Regions from separate parts of the Homo sapiens genome. Here regions 1, 2, 3 and 4 are each linked to region 5. The links are chromatin contacts, found by Hi-C or POLR2A ChIA-PET in ENCODE. All regions are on one chromosome and are shown on one strand. Each heading gives the region's core, a stretch centred on a gene start or an enhancer-like site at or near the end of the contact. The rest is flanking DNA. Distances are from core to core; before and after follow the strand shown. Region 1 holds the start of RPL35A (ribosomal protein L35a). Region 2 holds the start of ACAP2 (ArfGAP with coiled-coil, ankyrin repeat and PH domains 2). Region 3 holds the start of BDH1 (3-hydroxybutyrate dehydrogenase 1). Region 4 holds the start of RUBCN (rubicon autophagy regulator). Region 5 holds the start of RNF168 (ring finger protein 168).

Region 1 (4,493 bases), core at 438-2,937, 1.4 Mb before region 5:
AAAATACAAAAATTAGCCGGGCGTGGTGGCACACCCCTGTAAGCCCAGCTACTCAGGAGGCTGAGGCAGGAGAATCGCTTGAGCCAGGAGGCAGAGGCTGCAGCGAGCCAAGATCGCGCTACTGCCCTCCAACCTGGGCAACAGAGACTCTTGTCACAAAAACAAAAAAACAATACCAAGTACTTCAGCTAAATCTTTTGTTTATTATTTCAATAGGATAATGAGGCCAGGCGCGGTGGCTCAAGCCTGTAATCTCAGCACTTTGGGAGGCCGAGGTGGGCGGATCACCTAAGGTCAGGAGTTTGGGACCAGCCTGGCCAACATGGCAATACCCTGTCTCTACTAATAATACAAAAACTAGCCGGGCGTGGTGGCCGGCGCCTGTAATCCCAGCTACTCGGGAGGCTGAGACAGGACACTTGCTTGAACCCGGGAGGCGGAGGTTTCGGTGAGGGAGACCAAGTCACTGCATTCCAGCCTCGGCAACAGAGCAAGACTCCGTTATATAAAAAAGAAAATGAGGCAGATCTCAAAAACCCAAAACCTACCAGTGTCATAAACTTACTTCTTTGCTTTATATACATAAGCGCATCTCTTGCCCAAATAGAATTCTGTTTCATCTCGGGCGTAAACACCTTCAATTTTAAGAAGAGCTGTGTGCTCCCTTTGGTTCCGGAGACCCCGCTTATAGCCAGCAAAAATGGCCTTGGACCACAGCCTAAGACACAAAAGATACACAACATGAAACATAAGCTTCAAAAAACCAATCTGACTTGTAATCACCCCCACCCAAAAGTTACTCAGAGCAAACATCTAAGTTTTTTCTTGCCAATTTTAAGCTCGCATTTACGTTCACGTCTAACACACAAAAATAAAGAACTATATTTAAAACGCGTACCTTCCAGACATAGTTCCTTTTAGAAGTCCCGTTCCCAGCAGGCCTTAAAACAAACAAAAAGATTAGTTTAAAACCAAGCCACACAAGTTTCCCACCTCGTCCCCTCTCGTTTAAGCCCCTAAAGCAAATTCCTTTTGGATGGGAGTTTCATGTAGGAGTTCGGGGACAACAATGCCAGAACATCCATATGAAACGCAGGGTCCGGCAAGACATTCAAACCTCAGAGAACAGCTGGTATCTAAGCAAACTTCAGAATGAAGACAAAACTAAGGGACAGGAGTCACAAAAATGACTCTCAGAAAAGCCTGAGAAAATGCATGCCGTTATCAGTAGGCAACACTCAGGAAAAGAAATGAAGCCTTAAAGAGAAACACACACGTAAGACTTTTATGCAATGGCTGGGGGAGAAAAGCTGAGGAAAGAGACTGGTCAGACAAGCCAAGGAAGGTATGGACTGGGAGGAAACGGATGAAGGAAGCACTGCCTCATGGACAACTGCACACGAACAAAAACATCGTTTCACTCCGTTCAGGCCCAGGAATTTAACTGGGATAACCCGGGCAGCCGTTCTCCGGGTGTCAGGGGACCAAACACCATCAGCCCAACATCTCCTCCATCCTGTTCTCCCTCTTCTTGAAACCCGTAGAAATCAATGGCTGGCAGAGACTCCGATACGCACCGGCGACTCGCCAAGGCACAGGAACAAACCTACTCCGGTTATTTGCCCCCAAATTTCAGCAGCAGACCCTTCACTCACCTCCACAGGAGCCAAGATGGCGGTAAGAGAAGGACGAGGCCCCGCCGCGTGGCCTTGTGGGATTAAACATCTTTCGACTCCGCCCTCAATTTAGGCATCTTCTCCAAACGCCAGAAAAACAATCCTCGGAAATCGGCTTCGCACTGAAATAAGCCACATTCAATAGCACTCTTACAATTATTTTCCTAAGTCCTTTCATCTTGGTAGGCTGCAAAATGTACTACTTGGGAACAAGGGAAGGCAAAATGGTAGCCAGCTAAATCCGCCAAAGCTGTGCGTTGCCATAGAAACAACTTAGTTTACTTCCTGCGTCCCCGGACGCCGTAGGTGGAAAGGCGAACCCTGAGTGGAGGATGTTCCCGCTGCCTAAAGAATGATTGACTGTAAGATTGATTTGCCAACAGTGGGGTGCTTTTCTCTCGATACACACAGCAATAGACAGAACGGAAATTCTGGGATCCTAATCTAGCATGGAAGAGAAAGGCCGGGAGCACGAAGGCAGCAGGACCTCTTCCTTCTCTTTTTTCTTTTTCTATACTTCTTTTCTCCCCTCTACTTATTTATCTCTTTCAAGAAATGAGACTGGGCACAGTGGCTCACGCCTGTAAACCCAGCTCTTTGGGAAGCCGAGGCGGGAGGATCGCTTGAGGCCAGGAGTTCGAGACCAGCCTGGGCAACATAGTGAGACCACCTCCCCCAACCTCTACAAAAGAAAAAAAAAATGAATGAAATGACTTAAGTTCTTACCTCCATTCTTCTTTTTGGATCCGAGGTATGAGGAGGACTGCCTGCAGGAGGCTTTATCGCCCTTTTAGGAGAACTCGTTTAGCTGCCTCGTGTCCGCACCTAGTAGGTCCTCCGTAGATACTTGTAGAGGTGGATTAGTGGACGCCAGAGATTCACATTTCCGAATTATTGCATATTTATTTGGGTTATCCTATGGATTCATTCATTTATTTAACACATAGTTTAATGAATGACTACCCTGTACCAAGGTTTGTGTAAGATGACACGGCAGTAAACAAATCTATGCCCTCGTGGAGCTTATATCCTACGAGGCGGAGCAACACAATGAGCAAGTAAAAATAGATGACACGTTAGAAGATGATAATTTCTGTGAAGAAAATTAAGCAGAGAGGCCACTGTAAAAGAGGCTTTCCCCACTTTGAGATGGGAAGTATGTAAAAGAGGCTTCCCCTGCTTTGAGATGGGAACTATTTAAGGGTCCTGAACAGAAGGGTGACTCTATCTGACTTCTATATTGACAAAGTCACTGTGTTGAAAGTGAAGGGAGGCAAGGGTATCAGCAGGAAGATAATTATAGGTTCCTGTAGTGACTATGATGAGAGGTGATGGTGTGTAAACAGAGGATATTGAGTACTGGAATTCTGAATATATTTAAATTCTGGCAAGATTTGCTGGTGGATGAGGAATGAGAGAGAGTAAAGTATGACTCCGAAGTTGTATGAAATAGATGTATATAAGTCACTTTTAAAATCAGATCCTCTCTTAAATACAACAGGATAGAACTTGTACCTTGTAGCCTACTACCCCACCCAGTGTTCCCTGTCCCAGAAAGAAATGTGCTAGAAATTTCACTATTAGATATTGATTTGTCAAAGTTCTATATGGAAGTCCTCCTGGGAGGAATAACACATTAAGTGTGAGTTTCATTCGTTTGCTCGTGTATTATTCGTTCCACAAATACTTATTGAGCACTGAGACTTAGCACCTGATACAACTGTGAGCATCGTTGTCATGTTGCTGCTTTCATGGAACAGTTGTCTAGTGGGGGGAAACTGACACTAACGTAACAAATTGTGAACACAGCTCTGCGGGAAAGTAGTGGCATGAGTGCCCAGAAGCCTGATCTGGCCTGACGAGTCAGCGAAAGGATCACTTGGACAAGTGTCAGTTAAGGCATTTTTCAAACTGCAGGTGATGACCATTAGTAGAGCATGATAAGAATACTTTTTAAAACAAAGTATGGGCCGGGCGCAGTGGCTCACGCCTGTCATCCCAGCACTTTGGGAGGCTGAGGTGGGTGGATCACTTGAGGTCAGGAGTTTGAGACCAGCCTGGCCAACATAGTGAAACCCTGTCTCTACTAAAAATACAAAAATCAGCCAGGGGTGTTGGTGTGTGCCTGTCATCCCAGCTACTTGGGAGGCTGAGGTACAAGAATCGCTTCAACCTGGTAGGGGGAGGTTTCAGTGAGCTGAGATCCTGCCACTGCACTCCAGCCTTGGTGACAGAGTGAGACCGTCTCAAAAAAAAAAAAAAAAAAAAAAAAGGTAAAGCAGGAGTGAAACTACAAGGGATGATGGAGTCTCCCGGGACCTAGGAAAGAAATAGTTACCTAAGCCCAGAGAGAGACGTTTGGAGAGAATTGCCTGACAGGAGCCATGACCTTTGATAGAGGAACATAACCAACCAATTATATTCTGGCAGAGAAGGAGCAGGGAGAATAAATGTCTGATCTCACTTCTCTACACTGAATCTCTTTCTGGAATCTCCCCTGGATATACTCCATACGGGTCCATCTCTCAGAGCACAGAAAATGTTAGAGATTTCACCTAGAAAAATGACACTGTCTTAAGCTGGTGATGGGTCAGTGGGACTTTACACGGTGAAAAGGTGAGGGAAGAGTGGCTCCACTGGAAGGAATAGCAGGTGCAAAGACCCTGAGTTGCAAGGGAGCATGAGTCCAGAGAAGAACTGAAAGAAGCCCACTGTGGCTGGAGCCCAGAGAGCAAGGAAAGTGCAGTTGTAGTTGGGTCTAGAGAGGAACAGAGGGGCCCAGATCATACAGACCTTGTGGACCAAGTCAAGAATTTT
Region 2 (4,612 bases), core at 997-3,496, 1.1 Mb after region 5:
TGGTGCCATGCAGTTGAATATTAATTTGAACCCCAAAGTGTCACTTTAGGTATCTTCTAAAAGGCTACACTGTGATTAAGTATTAAAATAATAAGTTATTGTATATGCAGATTAGCTGTCACACATCAGGAACGCAACCAAATATAGTAGAGATTGCCAACTGTCTTGGTAAATTTGACATTGAAGTTACAATGTTAGGGAAGGTTGGCCTGACCACTAATGTGCTTGAGGACCCTGAACATTTAACAGTCAATAGTCTGTTTTTAGCTATCAAGAAAAGCTGTGTGGTTTCCAGGAATACACAATTAAAAAAGAAATCAAGTTTATAAGCAAAGAATAAATGAATATAATGCTTCTATATTCTCTGAAATGCCTCAGAATTATACTGTTAATTTTCCTTTTTCCTTTTTTTTTCTTTTGATACAGTGTTTTGCTCTGTCTACCCAGGCTGGAGTGCAGTGGCACAATCATGGCTCACTGCAGTCTTGACTTCCTAGGCTTAAGTGACCCTTCCACCTCAGCCTCATGAGTAACTGGGACTATAGGCATGTGCCTGGCTAATTTTTTGTATATTTTTGTAGAGTTGTAGAGACAGGATTTCACCATGTTGCCCAGGCTGGTCTGGAACTCCTGGAGCAAGGAATCTGCTCACCTCGGCCTCCCAAAGTGCTGGGATTACAGGTGTGAGCCACCATGCCCTGTCTATACTGTTAATTTCTAAAGATGCTAAAGAGATCAAGATATCTCTTGATGGGTTACGAAAAACAGTATGTCATCACGCTATACTTAGCCAGACGGTCAGAAAGTTATATTAAGACTTTAGAAGGCTGGGTGTGTGGCTCACACCTGTAATCTCAGCATTTTGGGAGGCTGAGACAGAAGGATCACTTGAGGCCATGAGTTTGAGACCAGCCTGGGGAACGGAACGAAATTGTTTGATTGTTTTTGAGACAAACAAAAACTTCAGACAGTGAAAGTGAGAGAACTTAGACTTAAGCCCTTTGATTATAGTACTGAAGAGGCAAATGGTACAATTAAAATAGCCAACATTTACTGAATGATCGATATGTGGCACTGTGTTAACCGGACAACTTCATCAGATCTGTGTGTTATGTTCATTTTAAAGTGAGAAAGCTGGGACCTAAATCCAGGAAGTTTGCCTCCAGATTCTCACTCAGAGCCACTATGCTGTTAGAACACCCTGTATATTCATTTTTATAGATACGCCCGTGTTTTTTAGGTTGGCTTAAAAATTACTCATTACATATAAGACATCTTTGTACTTTTTACAATCAATGGCATCTTAAAATGAAGGAGTATGGTAAATACCTGCCGTGAGGATCAGATGATAAGTATCTTAAAGTGCTTCTAGAAAAAGTGTGGATTAGAGGGGCAGGTGTTGCAAGGTGAGTACGATGAGCCTGGTCTTCAGAACCCCACCATGGCAGAACAGTGAAAACCACCAGGAGCAAAGTGTCAGTGAGGGGGAATGCTTTCGGCAGTTTTGAGAGGAGTTCCTCCACACGAAGCACCCTACCTCCCATACCTGCCTAAATCTTTCTATGTCCAACCCAAACGGCAGCTCCTTCAGGAAGTGGTCTCTGGCTATATGAGAAGATGTACATGGGAGCAATTTCCAGATTATGAAGCTATGGAACAAATACATGAAAGATGGATTTTATCACTAAAGTTATCCTCGCTCCTCTTCTGGCCTCAGTTTCTCTAAACTGAAAGGAATAGGTGGCTTAGCCTATCTCTTCCTTTTATAATTTCTGCCTCTAACCTCTTCAGATTTCTGCCAATCTGCTTTGAAAAGCAAATTTCCTTCCTCAGACCTGCAGGAGACTGCTCCTCTGGGCTGGCAGCTCAGCAGGGCGGGGCTCGGGGAGCAGGAGAAGAGGCGGGGGCTCGGAGGGAAGCGCGGCCGCAGCCACGTGACTTCCTTCCCAAGGAACCTCAGCTGCCGGCCTCCCAGCAACCGGTGCGTCCCGCCTAGCGACGCCCGCGCATCCCGGTTGGCCCTCGGGGGCGGTTGTGGCAAGGAGGTGCCCACGGTCGCGCTGCTCATTGGCTCGGGTTGCCGTCGCTCAGACCCGTTGCCCGGGCGCCCGCAGGCGGTGCTGCCGGATGCCCCGCCCCTTGGCCGCCAGGTTCGTGGCTGGCTGGCCGCTGCTGTCACTCCCCGGCCGTTTCCCTGCGGCCAGCGCTCTACTTGGGGCGGGAGGAAGAGGGGCGGGACTGGGGCCTGACTAGTCGTCGCCGTCTTCGCGGCTGCTATGACCAGCGGGCGAGGCGCCCTTCGCAGCTCCGCGCAACGCTAGTCGCGGCCGTGCGCCCGCCGTAGCCGTCTGCGTCCCAGCGCGGCCGCTCCCGCGGCCCCCTCGGCTTTGCCAGCGCCGCCTGCGAGGCGGAGGCAGGATGAAGATGACTGTGGATTTCGAGGAGTGTCTGAAGGACTCGCCCCGCTTCAGGTAACCGGCACGGCCGCCCGGCGTCACCGCGGAGCTGCCTTCCCGGCGCTGGGGGCGTGAAAGCCGGGCCCGCGCACCCGGAGGAGGCCCCGCCGTCCGCTCCTTCCGACGGGGCGAGCGGCTGTTGCCGCCGTTTCCCACCCTGCGAGGGCACTGCAGTCCCCACCGAGCCCTCCCGAGGGGCGACGAAGTGGCGGGGACGGGGACGTCGCCTCTCATTTCTTTCCTTGCCCTCTGCCGGGGCGGAGCGCCCCGAAGGCCGGCGCACCCTCTCCCGCTGGGGGAAATGGGGTGCAGCCGCGCTCCCGAAGTCCCGTCCCCTTCGCGGGCGCTCGCTCTCGCCCCCTTCCTCCTCTGGCTGCTCTTCCTTCCCCCTTCCTTCCGCCCCTTCTTGGTTTCCACCCCCTCCCCACCCCCTCTTTGAGGGAGCTTTCAGGGCATCCTCTTGCAGTTCATTTAGTTCCTCTTTGCGCTTTTCTGCCCCCCTTCCCCGGGGAGGAGAGAGTAGGGGGCGAACTGGGACGCCGACTTCTGCTTCGCGGTGCCCCCGGCCAGAGCGACTCTCCGGAGGGCGCCCGCGGTGGATGCGTGCGGGAATCGCGGGGGGAAGCGCTGTGATCAACCGCATTCCGTGGACCCTAGTTGGTGACTACCTGCTTTTCTTTCCACTTAAGCTCGTTGAAGGGGGCACAGCTGTCGAGAGGTACCGGGCTGAGGGCGGAGGACTAGCAGAAAAGTGCATTTCTGTTTTGAGAACGGAAGTAGGAGGGCCGTGAAGATTGCCTGTGTGTTCCTCTTCCAGCAGCCTCTGCCCAGGAGGGCCCGGATCACAGTCGGATGCTCCCAGTGGATCTGTCACAGAGTTGACATGGGGGCACTCCGATTCACATGGGTTGCCCTTCTTTCTATGTGAGAGGCGGTCGTCCTGAGGCCGTCCAGGACACAGGTTCTTTCTGTTTTGAGGATAGTAGGAAAGTCTTGAGTTGTTTTGGACAATGGAGTTTTTCTAGGTTGCGTTTTACAGTGTATTTATTTACAGGGCTGGTCATAGTCCTTACAAATATAAGGCCTTAACACTTCCGTTAGATAGTGACATTTCTTGAAGCTTCCTCTGAGCACTGGCGTGTGTGTGCCCGCTAATGTCTGGGCCAAGCCTGGATTGTAAATTGCATCCTCTGCCTGGGAACTAACTGTTCTCATCCTTAACACTGTTAATTGGATTTCTTATTCTCCTTTCAGCGAAAAAGAAAAGAATTGTAAAACTAAGGAACTGCTACTTAGAGAAAATTTAAGAACGCTTTTTGCGTTTGCCCTTTGATGATTTTTGGGTATTAATTTTATTGGAGCCTAGGGCTATTATTTAAAAAAACCCACTTCCTTTGATAGCTGTTGTTGCGATTCATTTTTGAAACTTTTATGTTCTGCATTATTGAAGGACTCAAGAGACACAAATAGATTTCCTAGGACAGGCGTGCAGGTTGGTTTCCAGGACAGCATGGCAAGTGGAGTAATTTTTAAAGTGCACCTTAGAAAGTTCAGCTTTTTGTGAAATTTTGTTACTATGACTCAGCTATTTATTTTTAAGTGAAATAATCACAGCATTTTTCCCTTAGAAGATGTAGCTTTGAACTCCCTTTGTTTCACATTAATTTTTTTTTTTTTTTAAGTTGAGAGAAGTGATTTGGAAATACTTCTAGCTACTGGGGTTGGTCACAAACCATGTGATGTCTTTGTTTTTGAAATAAAGAAATCATTGAATATAAAATAAGAGGGCAACATACTGATTAAGTTGTAGGGAATATTATAGTGAACTTTTGTTAAACTTGATTGTAACATAAATTCTATGTTAATTAAAATATTACAGGTTTTCAGGAGTTGTTTCCCATATTCCAATTATTGTTAGCTGCAAATTGGGAAGAGATGCCAAAATTTCAATAACTTCAACATCTTATATACATTTTGGGGACAAATTAGATTTGCAATAGAGGGAAGACTGCCGAGAAATAGAAGTTTCATTATTCATATTCTTAATTTTTTATAGTTTTTCCATAATCCTATTACTATGAGGATCTGTATAGCATTTGAAAAGAATATTTGAGAAGTCTTCATTCACATGTTGTATGTATAAGAAGAGCTTTACT
Region 3 (4,290 bases), core at 90-2,589, 1.1 Mb before region 5:
AATTTAGGAAGTTTATTTTCCCAAAGTTAAGAATGCACGCAAGTGAAATGGCCTCAGGAAGTCCTGACATGTGCCTAAGGTGGTTGGGACACAGCTCGGTTTTATACATTTTAGGGAGACATGAGACATCAATCAACATATGTAAGATGAACATTGGCTCAGTCTGGAAAGGTGGGACAACTCGAAGCAAGGAGGGAGCCCCCAGGTTATAGGTAGATGAGAGACAAATGGTCGCATTCTTTCGAGTTTCTGATGAGCCTCTCCAAAGGGGGAATCAGATATGCATTTATCTCAGTGAGCAGGGGGTGATTTTGAGTAGAATGGGGGCAGGTTGGCCCTAAGCCGTTCCCAGCTTGACTTTCCCCTTTAGCCTAGTGATTTGGGGGCCCCAAGGTTTATTTTCCTTTCGCGTAGCTTCGCCACTAATGTGTCCTGGTGTCTTCTCTCCTCAGCCTGTTTCTCATCCTGGAAACTGAGGTGTGCTGGCGCAGGGCGATAGCGCAGTGGGGTGGGGTTGGGAGGAAACCCTTATCTGTGGCCGATGGCCCTCCGTTGTTCTATTATTAAAACTCTGGGAAACTGCTATTCTTAATTTATTTTTAAAGACCCTGAGAAGCAAATCTTTAATTTTTTTGTTTTTGTGAGACGGAGCACTCTGTCGCCCAGGCTAGAGTGCAATGGTGCAATCTCGGCTCACTGGAACCTCCGCCTCCTGGGTTCAAGCGATTCTCCTGCCTCAGCCTCCCGAGTAGCTGGGATTACAGGCGTGCGCCACCGCGCCCTGCTAACTTTTGTATTTTTAGTAGAGACTGGTTTTCACCATGTTGGCCAGGCTGGTCTCGAACTCCTGACCCCAAGTGATCCACCTGCCTCAGCCTCCCAAAGTGCTGGAATTACAGGCGTGAGCCACCGCCCCCGGCCTTTAAATAAATTCATCTGATCAAAAGAAATTTAAAAACCAACCAACCCTAATGAGCTCTAAAGACAGCAACACGCACAGGACCTGGAAAGAGCCTCTTCCTCACCGGAGTTTTCCTCACTTCAAGGAGCGGCGCCTTCACCCTCCGGCCTCAGCCCGCGAGGCTGCAACCCTTTCCGCACCTGGCTCCATCTCCCTGGCCCTCGCCCCCGCCCAGCGGTCGGGGAGCGAGAAGGCGGCGGGGGATCTGGCGCCCGGCTTAGGGGCGAGACGGCCGCACCGGGAGCCTAGCGATCAGGGCACCTTGGGCGGGAGGAGCGCCAGCCGGGCACCCAGCGCGGAGGAGGCGGCTCGGCGGCCCCCCGACAGCCACGCCGCCGTGAGCCCCGCCCAGCGTAGCCCCAGCGCGCGCTTCGCGTGTAGAAGCGTCCGGGTGGCGGAGGCCGCAGGCCGCAGGAGTGCTGGTGGAGGGGCTTCCAGAAAGACCCTGCGGCAGCGCCCCCCCTCGGCTCTCCCCGCAGGAGAGCGGGCACCTGCGCGGCGCCGGGTGAAGGCGAGAGCCTCGGCGAGCCCTCTGCAGCGGAGCCCCCTGCCCATTTGGTTTTGGGTAAGAGGAGGGGTCCGCGTCTCTGCAGCTCGGGCGGGATTCCCTGGCGCCCTCTACTCGGTTTGGTTCGGCCTCACGTGTTCCTTTAGCTCCGAAGCCGGGATACGGGTGGGGAAGGGGGGCTCGCGCCCTACAGGCCGAGCCCTGCGGCCGCAGCGGGGTAAGGGTAGGATGGCCGATCGCGCCCAGACCCCAGGGAGTCTCCCTCTCGGCTTTTCTGCCGGCGTCTCCAGCAGCATGATCTGGCATTTATTATTCGGAATAATGTGCCAGGCAGGAGGAGGCCCTGGGTTAAACACGCGGCCCTGCAGCTCCCAGGTGAAACGACTCATCGTTTCCTGCCGGCGCATCTTACTGAAGGGGACCCAGGCCCCACGAAGGGAAGGAACCGTCCTCAAGGTCACGTCGTAGTCAAAGGCCGAGCCCAGACCGAAGCCAGGTGTCCTGCCTTCTAGCCCCGGGCTCTAGGCCCTGTCCCCTTCCCGACCGAATCTCCCAGTCCCGTCCGCGTCCCTCCTCCTCCTCCTCCTCCGGGGTCCTCCGCAAGGCTCTGTTCCCGGGGTTTGGGGAGTCCTCCCTCCGCGCCACAGCGCCCTGGGGAAGAATGCTGGACAGCAGGCAGGCCACAGGGCCGGGGAAGGAGGAGGAGCCGCGGGGACAGGCTGGGGATGCCAGAGTGGTGGTGGGCCCGGGACTGGCCAGGGTGGGAGTCCAGGCGGCGCACCCGCGCGAGGACAAGGGGGCTTTGGCTGGGCGGTGCTGTCTCAACCAATGGGAAGCGTGGCTCTGGCCGAGCCCCCCTCTCTCCCCGCCCTCCGGCCGGCCGTTGGGGAGCGCTGCTCTGGGATTGGCTGCGCCGCCGTCTCGGGCGTTCTCGCGCTCTGCTTACGTGCTGACGCGCGCCTGATAGATACCCTGTGGGTTTGAGCGCTCCGGTCGGTCCCTAGCGGCCCAGGCGCCTTGGGCGTGCGTCCTGCGCGCGGCCGCCTCCAGGCTGCGCCCTTCTGGGGAAGTGTTTGGTGCTGCGCGCGGCGTCGAACTCCGCGTTTTTTTTTTTTCTTTTCCAGCCAGTCAGCCTGGAAATCTGCCTGTAGTCAGCTGATGCAGAGTCACCCTGCAGTTCCTACTTTGAGGGGTTGCAGAAGCACATATTTCACTATGGAGGGCCGCCTGCAGGCCTCGCGCTGACAGGATCTTTTGTGACGCTGCAAATGTCCTGGTCAGTGTCCTTCTTTCTACAAGAGGCGTTGGAGCCGGGCTCTGCATAGGGCGTATATATCCCTGGCCGCCAAGGAAGCTGACCCTTGAAATTTGTGAAGCTTTCATATTCACTCAATACACATTTACAGAGCCTCTACTTCCTGTCAGGCGTCACACAATAAATATTCGGAGGAGCAAGAAGAGAGTGATTCAACATTTGGGTCTTGTCTGTAGGGTGCTCACAGTCCGGGTGGGGATTGGTGGTAGGATGGGGGCTTGTGAATGTTTATAAACAGAAATCCCTCGAATACGACCCTGGCTAGGTAGGTGCAGTTACAGAGGCACAGAAGGGAGGAGATTGGGCGAAAGATTTTTGAATTAGGGGATTAGAAAAGGCTGCTCGGGAGAGTTATCTGAACCAGCTAGGACTTGGTCAGATGCAGTCAGTTTGGTATAGGATGAGCAAGGCTCGAAAATTGGAAAGTACAGGGCTTGTTGAGGGATGGTGTAGCAAACGGTTGAATGAGTAGAGGAGAAAAGTATAGTTGGAGATACGGTTTGGAGGAGCCAGGTGAGGACTCGGGGGCTCAGCTTGTGTCCTCGGGTTTGAAATGCAGTAAGCACTTGTGAATAGAAAGGCTGCTTAATCATTTGCACTACTGTCATTTGTTACACCTAGACCAAACATCTTGGAAATGGCTTTGATTCTTCCTTCTTTCATATCCTACACTCAATCTGTTGGTAAATGGTAGCGGACTCTACCTTCAATATAAAGCCAGACTTACCAATTCTAATCAGTTCCATGGTTTTCACCAAGGCTGGTGTACATTTCTAAGGAACACGTTTTCACATCTCACTGCAGTGGTGCAATATACAACCCTCATGACTGCACATGGTGGCCCTGGATTACTGCCACAGATCCTAATGGGTCTCCCTGCTTCTGCTCTAGTCCATCCTCAACTTATTAACCCAGTGAGAGTTACCTTTTTAAAAATGTAAGTCTGATAATGGCACTCCTCTTCTTAAAACTCTTCTTTTTTTTTTTTTTTTTTTGAGACAGAGTCTTGCTCTGTTGCCAGGCTGGAGTGCAGTGGCGTGATCTCGGCTCACTGCAATCTCCACCTCCTGGGTTCAAGTAATTCTCCTGCCTCAGCCTCCCAAGTAGCTGGGACTACAGGCGCGAGCGACCACACCCAGCTAATTTTTGTATTTTTAGTAGAGACGGGGTTTCACCATGTTGGCCAGGATGGTCTCGATCTCTTGACCTCGTGATCTGCCCACCTCGGCCTCCCAAAGTGCTGGGATTACAGGCGTGAGCCACCACACCCAGCCAAAACTCTCTTAATTCATTTAATTATGTACCAGCCAGGCGTGGTGGCACACACCTGTAATCTCAGCACTTTGGGAGGCCGAGGTGGGCAGATCATTTGAGGTTAGGAGTTTGAGACCAGCCGGGCCAACATGGTGAAACTCCGTCTCTACTAAAAATACAAAAATTAGCCAGGCATGGCGGTGCATGCTTGTAACCCCAGTTACTTGGGAGGCTGAGGCAGGAGGATTGCTT
Region 4 (4,632 bases), core at 778-3,277, 1.2 Mb before region 5:
AAAAATAAAGTTCATACATTTATAGAACTAGAAGTAAGGCCAGGTATGGTGCCTCATGCCTGTAATCCCAATACTTTTTGGGTGACTGAGGCAGGAGGACTGCTTGAGCCCAGGAATTTGAGACCAGCTTAGGCAGCACAGTGAGACCCTGTCTCTACCAAAAATTAAAAAAAAAAAAACAAATTAGCTGGGCATAGTGGCACTGCCTGTGGTCCCAGCTACTTGGGAAGCTGAGGTGAGAGGATCCGCTTGAGGAGGTTGAGGCTGCAGTGAACTGTGGCAGCGCTACTGCACCCCAGCCTGGGTGACAGAGCAAGACTGCGTCTCCAAAAGAGAAGAAAGTCACAGAAGGAAGAGAAATCCCAATGAGTAATATTGCCCCTTTCTTAAAGAAGTATAATCGTTTAGTAGGAAAATGAGAAAGTTTGAAAGAGAGTATTTTTTTAACCTAAATGAAATCATAAATGGCTTCAAGAGGCTCTTTCATTTCATTTTTAATTGCCAAAACACTTTTGTCAAGTTTGAAAATACCTAAAAGCCATATATTATTTTAATATAGAGTCATTAGTTTTTCACGGAGTTATTCTTGATCGCTCTTTCTCCCTCACTTGCCACAGTCAGTCCTTTATAGAGTAGTGCTGATTCTGTTGCCTTCACATTGCTGTAATCTGAGCCTCCTTGTTCTCTTCAACCGCTGCTGTAGTTTAAGCCTGGGTTTGCAAACTAGCAACTCAAGGGCCACCTTCAGCCTACAGACAAGCTGTGTTTGGCCTGTGCAAAGTTGAAAGTTTAAAAAATTTGTTGCCAACGTTTAAAAATTTGGAAGTAGTGCTTAAAAATGCAGATCCTAGCTTCTTTTAAAAAATCAAAATATCATAGCTAGGTGTGGTGGCTCGCACCTGTAGTCCCAGCTATTCAGGAGGCTGAGGAAGGAGGACTGCTTGAGCCCAGGAGTTCCAGGCTGCAGGGAGCTATGATTGCGCCACTGCACCCCAGCCTGGGCGACAGAGAGAGACCCCGTCTTTGAAAAAGAAAAAAGAGAAACCAGAGTATCTGGCAACCCTAGGCCCACGTTTCTTTCAACTGGTTCGCTTCACTTCTTAGCATTACTTGGTTATCCCCCATAAGGATGACCAGTCTCCTATCTAGCCTTCCACCGTTACCTCAATATAGTATTATATCTGCCCCATCTCCTGTCCACATTGTCAAAAGTGGCTTTCTCATCAGATTCGATCAAATCACTTCTTGATTTGCATATGCTTGATTTGCTGATTGTTTTCAGGATAAAATCCAAACTCCTTAAAATGGCATTTCATGATCTGGTTTCCCCACACCAGAATGCCCACACCATGCTGCTGCTCACTCCTTCCCAGCTCTGGCTACCCAGCACCTGCAGTTCCCAAGCCAGCACTTCCTTCCTTGTATCTGCCGTGTTGCTCTCTCCACCTTCTCTTCTTTCTCCTGGCTAACCCGTACTCAGCCTTGAAAACTCTGCGTTGACATCCATCTTCCGAGAGCCCCCAGAAGCCTTTCTCTCCTGCTCTTTTATGATCCCAAAGCAACCTGTGCTCTTGTTTGTGAGCGCTTCATTTAAATGCTCGAGGTCTCCAAACACCACCAGCGGACATTAAGCCAGGGCGGGCTGAGTGGGGTTAATCGTACCGGGATTAGATTAGCGTTATTGCCTAGTCTACATCTCGGACTGAGTTCGGTCCCCAGCGTGTAATGTCACGGGGGTGAATAAGGATACGCCCCGGCACGGATTCCTGAGACCAAGGTCCCCCGCCGCTTGCAAGCCGGCCCAGCCAACCACCGGGTGCGTAGTAATCCACGAGCGCGGCCTGGGATTGGAGGGCGCGGCCTGCGGGAGCGGCCTGGGATTGGAGGGCGCGGCTTGCGGGAGCGGCCTGCCGTTGGAGGGGCGCGGTCTGCGAGCGCGGCCTGGGATTGGAGGACGCGTCCTGCGGGAGCGGCCTAGCCTCGGAGTGCTCGCCGGGGGCTGTAGTCCCCGGAGCCGGAAGTGGGGGTGGCCGGGATAGAAGCCGCAGCCCAGGCGGCGGTCCCTCCCGCTGTCGCCGCCCGGGTGTAGCGCATCACCCGGAGCCCACCGGCCGCAGGTGCCTCCTCCGGCCCCAGGGGGCCCCGGGAGCCCTGAAGGGCGAAGCGGCAGGGACGCCTCTCTTGGGCGAAGAGGCGGCCTCACCGCCCCGGATGCGGCCGGAGGGCGCGGGAATGGAGCTCGGAGGCGGCGAGGAGCGCCTGCCTGAGGAGAGCAGGTGGGCTGGGAGCCGCCGCGGAGTCGGGGCAGCGACAGGCGCCGGAGCCCCGGGAGGCTTGGGAGGGCGCGGGGTCACGGAGAGAAGGGCCGGGCGCGACGAGTCTTGAGGACGACGGCTGCGGAGGACTTGTTTGGGAAGCATTTCGCAGAGGAAGGACGGGCGGGGCGGGGATGGGACGAAGGAACCGGCTTAGGGTGAGGAGGGTGGGTGGGATTTGCGGAGGGCAAGGGCAGCAGAGGAGGGTGAAGCTCAGATCCAAGACTGCTGGAGAGGAGGTGGCAGCTGAGAGACTGGGCGAAGAGGCCAGAGGGGTGCAGTGAGGTTTTACAGGCCAGAGTCTATAGACAGGGGCAGGGCACCACCCGGACTGAAACTTGCCGTGACAGCAAGTGGGGCCAACGCGAAGAGGATGTGAGAATTCCTGGGAGCAGAGGTGAAGCGTTATGAGTGGCCTCGGAAGAAGCTTAGGCAGAGATGAGCATGGGGATGAAGGCGAGGAGAGCCTGGGGAGAAAGTGAGCGAGTGTCATGGCAGTGCGGTGGGGCGGGGACTGCTAATGAGACCAGAAACTCTGCACTTTGTCATTGCCGAATCCCTGTCAGAGAGTGGCAGGACCTCTGTGCCATTTCCTTTTCGTCTTCAAACCTGTCCCTTTTTCCTCACAATGCAAACTAAGCAAGTTCACATTTATTTATATGGAACCATGTCAGAAAGCTCATATCTTCTAGAAATTGGGGGATTTAAAATATAAAAACTACTTTGGACCGGGTGCGGTGCCTCACACCTGTAATTCCAGCACCTTGGGGGAGGCTGAGGCGGGTCGCTTGAGTCCAGGAGTTTGAGACCAGCCTGGGTAACCTAGGGAGATCCCCGTCTCTACAAAAATACAAAAATTAGCTCGGCGTGGTGGTGCTCACCTGTGGTGCCAGCTACTCGGGAGGCTGAGGCGAGAGGATCACTTGAGTCCAATAAGTCGAGGCTGCATTGAGCCGAGATCGCACCACTACACTCCAGCCTGGGTGACAGAGGAAGACCCTGTCTTCAAAAAACAAAAAGCCAAAGAAACCCCGAACTACTTTGACTAAATGATGAATCGGAGTCTGTAGAGATGCCTTCCATATTTAGGGTTTGCTTCATTAATAACTCTGGTCTTAATCTTTTTTAAAGAGGCTGGAATGCTGACAGGCGAGAGCAGGAATGTGGCTTAAGGGAGTCATACTTGACATTTATTATTTTATTTTTATTTTATTTTTTGAGACACAGCCTCACCCTGTCCCCCAGGCTGAGCGCAGTGCCGTGAACACGGCTCACTGCAGCCTCCAACTCTTGGGCTCAAGCGATTATACTAGCTCAGCTTCCCAAGTAGCTGGGGATATAGGTGCCAGCTACCACATCTGGCTACTTTAAAAAACTTTTTTGTAGAGACAGGGTCTCACCATATTGCCCAGGCTGGTCTCTAACTCCTGGGCTCAAGCAATTCTCCCCCGCCACGTCGGCCTCCCAAAGTGCTGGAATTAACAGGTGTGAGCCACCAGGCCTGACCTCACTTGACATTTAGAAACAGTTTCAGATATAATGATGGTCTCAGGAGCAGCTGGGATCCAAAAACTAGAAGCAGAATATTTACCTCTGAGAAAATATCAACAAGGGAAGATTTATGAGATGTTCCTGGGTGAAGACTTGCTATTTTTAAGGGTGACTCTACTTTTATGTGCAAAGTGGCCTGTTGAACAAAACCTGGACTGACAGGACTTTGGGGCTCCTGCCTGAGATCTGAGAATGATTTGTGCTAAGTGAAACTGAACATCTTACTTCCCTTTTCCATGTTTCAGTTTCTGCTTTGCCTATTTGACTATTTATTCTTCCTGCAGATGTCTGTGACGTGCTTCGTGTGAAAGGTCCCATGTAAATTCTAAACACGTTTTAGGATTGTTTTGATTTCCCTCTACCACTTCATGTGAGGGAGGCTGGGTTAGTTATTTTTTTAATGTATGTAACAAATGCTATTTACCACATGCCAGGAATTGTTTTAAGGTATTAAGATATGAATACTGCGTTAACTTCTTTAATCCCTATAACTATTGTATGTGGTCGGTACTACTGTTATTGCTGTGTCACAGATGAGAAAGCTGAGAAATGGACAGGGTAAGTAACTTGCCAAGGTTGTACAGCGAATCCCTGGCAGAACTGGATTCAAACCCAGGCAGTTCGGCACCAGAGTCTGCGCTTTTTTTTTTTTTTCTTTTTTTAGACAGGGTCTCACTATGTTGCCTAGGCTGGTCTCAAACTCCTGGGCTCAAGATATTCTCCAGCCTCGGCCTCTCAAAAGTGCTGAGGTTACAGGCATGAGCGA
Region 5 (4,388 bases), core at 851-3,350:
GAATTAATTTTTTTTTTTTTCGAGACGGAGTCTTGCTCTGTCAACCCAGGCTGGAGTGCAGTGGTGCAATCTGGCCTCACTGCAACCTCTGCCTCCCGGGTTCAAGCAATTCTTCTGCCTCAGCCTCCCGACTAGCTGGGATTACAGGCACCTGCCACCATGCCCAGCTAATTTTTGTATTTTTAGTAGAGACTGAGTTTCAACATGTTGGTCAGGCTGGTCTCGAACTCCTGACCTTGTGATCCGCCCTCCTTGGCCTCCCAAAGTGCTGGGATTACAGGCATGAGCCACCGTGCCTGGCCCAACTGCATTAAATTGGTGTTTGAAGTAGGCACAGCCACAAAGCAACCCATTTAGGATGAACCGAGAAAGCAATGTCATGAAAGCAAAACGTTTGGATGACAGAGAATAAATCATAGTTGCATGTTTAAAAGAATAATGGGAGATTCGATGGGAAAAGCAGGTTGTGGACATATTAGGAAGCCTGAAGGCCAGGTGCAGTGGCTCACGCCTGTAATCCCAGCACTTTGGAAGGCCAAGGCCGGTGGATCACCTGAGGTCAGGAGTTCGAGACCAGCATGGCCAACATGGTGAAACCCCATCTCTACTAAGAATACAAAAATTTGCCAGGCGTGGTATTACAATGCACGTGGTATTACAAGGCACGCGCCTGTAATTGCAGCTACTCGGGAGGCTGAGGCATGAGAATCGCTTGAACCCAGGAGGTGGAGGTTGCAGTAAGCTGAGATCAAACCACTGCACTCCAACCTGGGCAACAGAATGAGGAGCCATCTCAAAAAAACAAACAAACGAACAAAAAACAAGCCTGAAATTCCAAGCTAAGGTACTGTTACTGTAGACAACCAGATGACAGTCCCAGGTTTCTTTTTTTTTTCTTTTTTTTGAGACAGGGTCTTGCCCTGTCACCCAGGCTGGGGTGCAGTGGTACGATCACTGTTCACTGCAGCCTTGACCTCCTGGGCTCAAGTGATCCTCCCACCTCAGCCACCAGAGTAGCTGAGAGTATAAGTGTGAGCCAGCACACCGAGTTAATTTTTTTATTTTTTGTAGAGACAGGGTCTCACTATGTTGCCCAGGCTGGACCTGAACTCCTGGGCTCCACTGATCTTCCCGCCTTGGCCTTCCAAAGTGCTGGGACTACAGGTGTGAGCTATCACAGACAATAACAGGTTTCTGAACCCACATTGAAATGAAAGTTCCCAAAGACTTCTACCAACGACCGATGTCTCCTCGTTGTTCTCAACCTGGAAACCATCCCCTACCCAGCCTGAATGCTCTCAGCAGCCTCAAAACAACTTAAAGGCTGCTTTCACGCACAGTGATTTTCTTTTCTCTTCCTTCACACTGATTGATTCCCTCAAAAAATGCAGGTCCGGAGCTGGCTATGGAGTTGCAAGCTCTAGACCCAGCTACTCCAGAGGCTGAGGCGAAAGAATCCCTGGAACCCTGGAGTTGTAGTCCAGCCTGGATAAAACAGTGAGACCCCAATTCTTTTATCTATTTATTTATTTGTATTTTTTGAGGTGGAATTTTGCTCTGTCCCCCAGGCTGGAGTGCAGTGGCACAATCTCGGCTCACTGCAGCCTCTGCCTCCCAGGTTTAGCGATTCTCCTGTCTCAGCCTCCTGAGTAGCTGGAATTGCAGGAGCTTGTCACAATGCCCAGCTAATTTTTGTATTTTTAGTAAGGACGGGGGTTTCACCATGTTGGCCAGGCTGGTCTTGAACTCCTGACCTCAGGTGATCCGCCCGCCTCGGCCTCCCGAAGTGCTGGGATTACAGGCGTGAGCCACCGCACCCGGCCTTGTTTGGCTGTTGATTTTGTTTTGAGGTTTCCCTTTTTCTACCCAGAAACCAAGAAACCAGGGGTGTCTGAGGCCTCGCAGAAATCTCAGGGAAAGGTCAGGCTCCACCCAGGCTGCACTAGGCGGGGCTGCGACGCCAGGGCGGGACCGTCTCCGGCTGGGAGGGAGGGCGGGCGGCGCGCAGACCCCGGAAGTCCCGCCCCGGGAACGTTCGCCCTTGGGCAGTTTTCTGGGTGGGAAGTGCGATTTTGGCGGGCGGTTGTGACGTTGCTAGCGCTTGTCCGGTGGCTGCTGCGCTGCCGCAACGAATAGGGTTTCTGGCTGCGTAGGAGGGACGGGGGCGCGGAGCTCTGGGAAACTGCGCCAGGCGCCCGAAAGGTGAACACGGGAGTCGCGCGTCTCCCCCGCAGCAGCGGTAAAGCGGAAGTTATGCTGCAGCCGGAGCCCGGGCTTCCTCCCGGAGCCGCGTCCCGGGGCCCGGCTGCCCCGAGCTGAGCGGAGCATCCTTTCCGGGTGAGGGGAGGAGAGGACTTGGCGCGTTCCCCTCGCTGCCCCGGGAGCCGCAGCCGCGGTGTTCATGCCGCGGAGCAGCCAGGCTCCTCCGACGAAAACCTGCATTTATTTGCTGGCGGGACGTTTGCCTTGAAAATGGACAAAGACGCCGCCCTCCGGGGTATTCCTGTTTGCCTGACCCTGAGAGCGCCTTTTTGCTTCAAGACGTGTTGGATGCTCCTGTTCTCCGAATTCTGATACGCTTCTGGGCATAATACTGAAACACAAAACTGCTTTTGCTCTCTCTGTGGTTGGCCGAAAATAGGATTCTTTTTCGTGCAGGTGTCGTTGTTTAGTCGGCTTTACTAACATATTGAAATGGCTCTACCCAAAGACGCCATCCCCTCGCTGTCCGAGTGCCAGTGCGGGATCTGCATGGAAATCCTCGTGGAGCCCGTCACCCTCCCGTGTAACCACACGCTGTGTAAACCGTGCTTCCAGTCGACCGTCGAAAAGGCGAGTTTATGCTGTCCCTTCTGTCGCCGCCGGGTATCGTCGTGGACTCGGTACCATACCCGAAGAAATTCTCTCGTCAACGTGGAACTGTGGACGATAATTCAAAAACACTATCCCAGGGAGTGCAAGCTTAGAGCGTCTGGCCAAGAATCAGAGGAAGTGGGTGAGTAAACCATGGCGTGTTTGTTGGCCAAAAGCCGCAAGTCTTTGAAAAGGTGAATCATCACTTTTCCATTTAAAAAGTAAAAACAAACCAAAAAACCCGACTAGTATTTGTCTAAATAGTTCTCAGAGGTTAGGGGGTTTATGGGTCCCCAAATGTCGATGGATTATAAAGTCAAGGGCAAGATTTTGTCCATTGTCAAAATGCCCGCGCTGTGTTCGATGGGTGTTTGTTGTGTTAAAAATTAAAGAATTGCCCGTCTGGAGCCTTCTTTTTTTTTTTTTTGAGACAGGATCTCGCTCCGTCCTCCAGGCTGGAGTGCAGTGGCGCGATCTCGGCTCCCTGCAACCTCCGCCTCCCGGTTTCAAGCGATTCTCCTGCCTCAGCCTCCCGAGTAGCTGGGGTTACACGCGTGCACCATCACGCCCGGGGAATTTTTCTGTTTTTTAGTAGAGACGGGATTTCACCATGTTGGCCAGGCTGATCTCAAACTCCTGACCTCAAGGGATCCGCCCGCCTCGGCCTGCCAAAATGCTGGGATTACAGGCTTGAGCCACCGCGCCCGGCCTCTGATTTACTTATCTATACATCTCCATTCATTTAATTCTTGATTCTCCTAATCATGCGACGAGGCTAAAGTCGCTTTTTTATCACTCAACCCTGCACCCGGTAGACTCAGGAGCCCCAAACTGAACCCTTGACTCTTTCCTCCACTAATGTGAGCAATAAGCCGGGCGGTGGTTCCTGTCTGGGCTTAGGATATGGTGTCTCCGTTCTCTCGTGGACAGGTCTTTTTTTTTTTTTTTTTTTTTTTTTTTCTAATTTTTTTTGGTCACAGTTATATGTGTACCTGCCTTTTAAACATACGTTTATTTTATTGTAAAAAAATGCCATTTTAAACATTTTTAAACAATAGTTAAAAGAAAAAGCTTTATTCAAATGCTCGCAGACCATACAATTCACCTACTAAAAGTGTGCGGTTGGCCGGGAGCGATGGCTCACAGCTGTAATCCCAGCGCTTTGGGAGGCGGAGGTGGGAGGATCTCTTGAACCCAGGAGTTGAGGCCGGTCTGGGTAACATAAATTCAGTAAAATGTTTAAAAGTGTGCAATTTAATGGTTTTTGGTATATTGCGTTATTTTTAAAATATTGTCCAAAATGTATATAACAAACTGACATTTTAACCATTTTTAAGTACAATTCAATAGCATTAATTACATTCACAATGTAACCATCACCACTGTTTCCAGAACTTTTCATCACCCCAGATAAACTCTAACCGTGAGGCACTGACTCCCCATTTCACCTTTCCCCCCAGCCTCGGCACCTTCTATTCCACTTTCTGTCTCTATGAATCTGGCCATTCTAGGTATTTCATAGAAGGGACTCATGC

Evidence for each region. A loop is a pair of places that touch in the nucleus more often than their neighbours do. ChIA-PET counts read pairs that join two places held with the same protein, here RNA polymerase II (POLR2A). Pooled maps may share reads with other maps.
Region 1: a loop to region 5 is called in a pooled map, with 8 times the contacts of the local background. The contact joins the promoter of RPL35A here to the promoter of RNF168 in region 5. A Hi-C loop is called at or near these places in 1 of 168 maps with a recorded cell type or tissue (sciatic nerve) and 9 of 50 pooled maps. POLR2A ChIA-PET finds 5 or more read pairs at or near these places in 1 of 52 experiments (PC-9).
Region 2: a map with no recorded cell type shows a loop between it and region 5 (15-fold over the local background). The contact joins the promoter of ACAP2 here to the promoter of RNF168 in region 5. A Hi-C loop is called at or near these places in 2 of 37 single-sample maps with no recorded cell type and 9 of 50 pooled maps.
Region 3: a loop to region 5 is called in a map of ascending aorta, with 18 times the contacts of the local background. The contact joins the promoter of BDH1 here to the promoter of RNF168 in region 5. A Hi-C loop is called at or near these places in 1 of 168 maps with a recorded cell type or tissue (ascending aorta), 1 of 37 single-sample maps with no recorded cell type and 9 of 50 pooled maps.
Region 4: a loop to region 5 is called in a map of naive thymus-derived CD4-positive, alpha-beta T cell, with 32 times the contacts of the local background. The contact joins the promoter of RUBCN here to the promoter of RNF168 in region 5. A Hi-C loop is called at or near these places in 1 of 168 maps with a recorded cell type or tissue (naive thymus-derived CD4-positive, alpha-beta T cell), 1 of 37 single-sample maps with no recorded cell type and 7 of 50 pooled maps.

The regions. Positions count from the first base shown.
Region 1 is chr3:197,947,384-197,951,876 of GRCh38, reverse strand. It overlaps RPL35A (ribosomal protein L35a), which reads right to left and starts at 1,687. Exons shown (of 5, transcript NM_000996.4): 1 at 1,656-1,687; 2 at 899-941; 3 at 566-718. The coding sequence starts at 909. All of the region lies in intron 2 of DRC9 (dynein regulatory complex subunit 9), which reads left to right. RefSeq lists enhancers at 1-419, 1,203-1,985, 2,065-2,284.
Region 2 is chr3:195,440,654-195,445,265 of GRCh38, reverse strand. ACAP2 (ArfGAP with coiled-coil, ankyrin repeat and PH domains 2) reads left to right here and starts at 2,246. Exons shown (of 23, transcript NM_012287.6): 1 at 2,246-2,471. The coding sequence starts at 2,419. RefSeq lists silencers at 1,882-2,381, 2,502-2,721, 2,742-2,791 and enhancers at 2,203-2,702, 3,242-3,331.
Region 3 is chr3:197,553,017-197,557,306 of GRCh38, reverse strand. It overlaps BDH1 (3-hydroxybutyrate dehydrogenase 1), which reads left to right and starts at 1,339. Exons shown (of 8, transcript NM_203314.3): 1 at 1,339-1,526; 2 at 2,594-2,745.
Region 4 is chr3:197,734,299-197,738,930 of GRCh38, reverse strand. RUBCN (rubicon autophagy regulator) reads left to right here and starts at 2,027. Exons shown (of 20, transcript NM_014687.4): 1 at 2,027-2,276. The coding sequence starts at 2,212. RefSeq lists a silencer at 1,764-2,313 and enhancers at 1,902-2,749, 3,680-3,729.
Region 5 is chr3:196,501,480-196,505,867 of GRCh38, reverse strand. It overlaps RNF168 (ring finger protein 168), which reads left to right and starts at 2,100. Exons shown (of 6, transcript NM_152617.4): 1 at 2,100-2,995. The coding sequence starts at 2,695. LOC105374306 (a long non-coding RNA gene) reads left to right here and starts at 3,816. Exons shown (of 2, transcript XR_924896.3): 1 at 3,816-4,388. It overlaps LOC105374307 (a long non-coding RNA gene), which reads right to left and starts at 516. Exons shown (of 3, transcript XR_924897.3): 1 at 1-516. RefSeq lists a silencer at 1,851-2,150 and enhancers at 2,771-2,860, 2,901-2,970, 2,622-3,305, 3,306-3,990.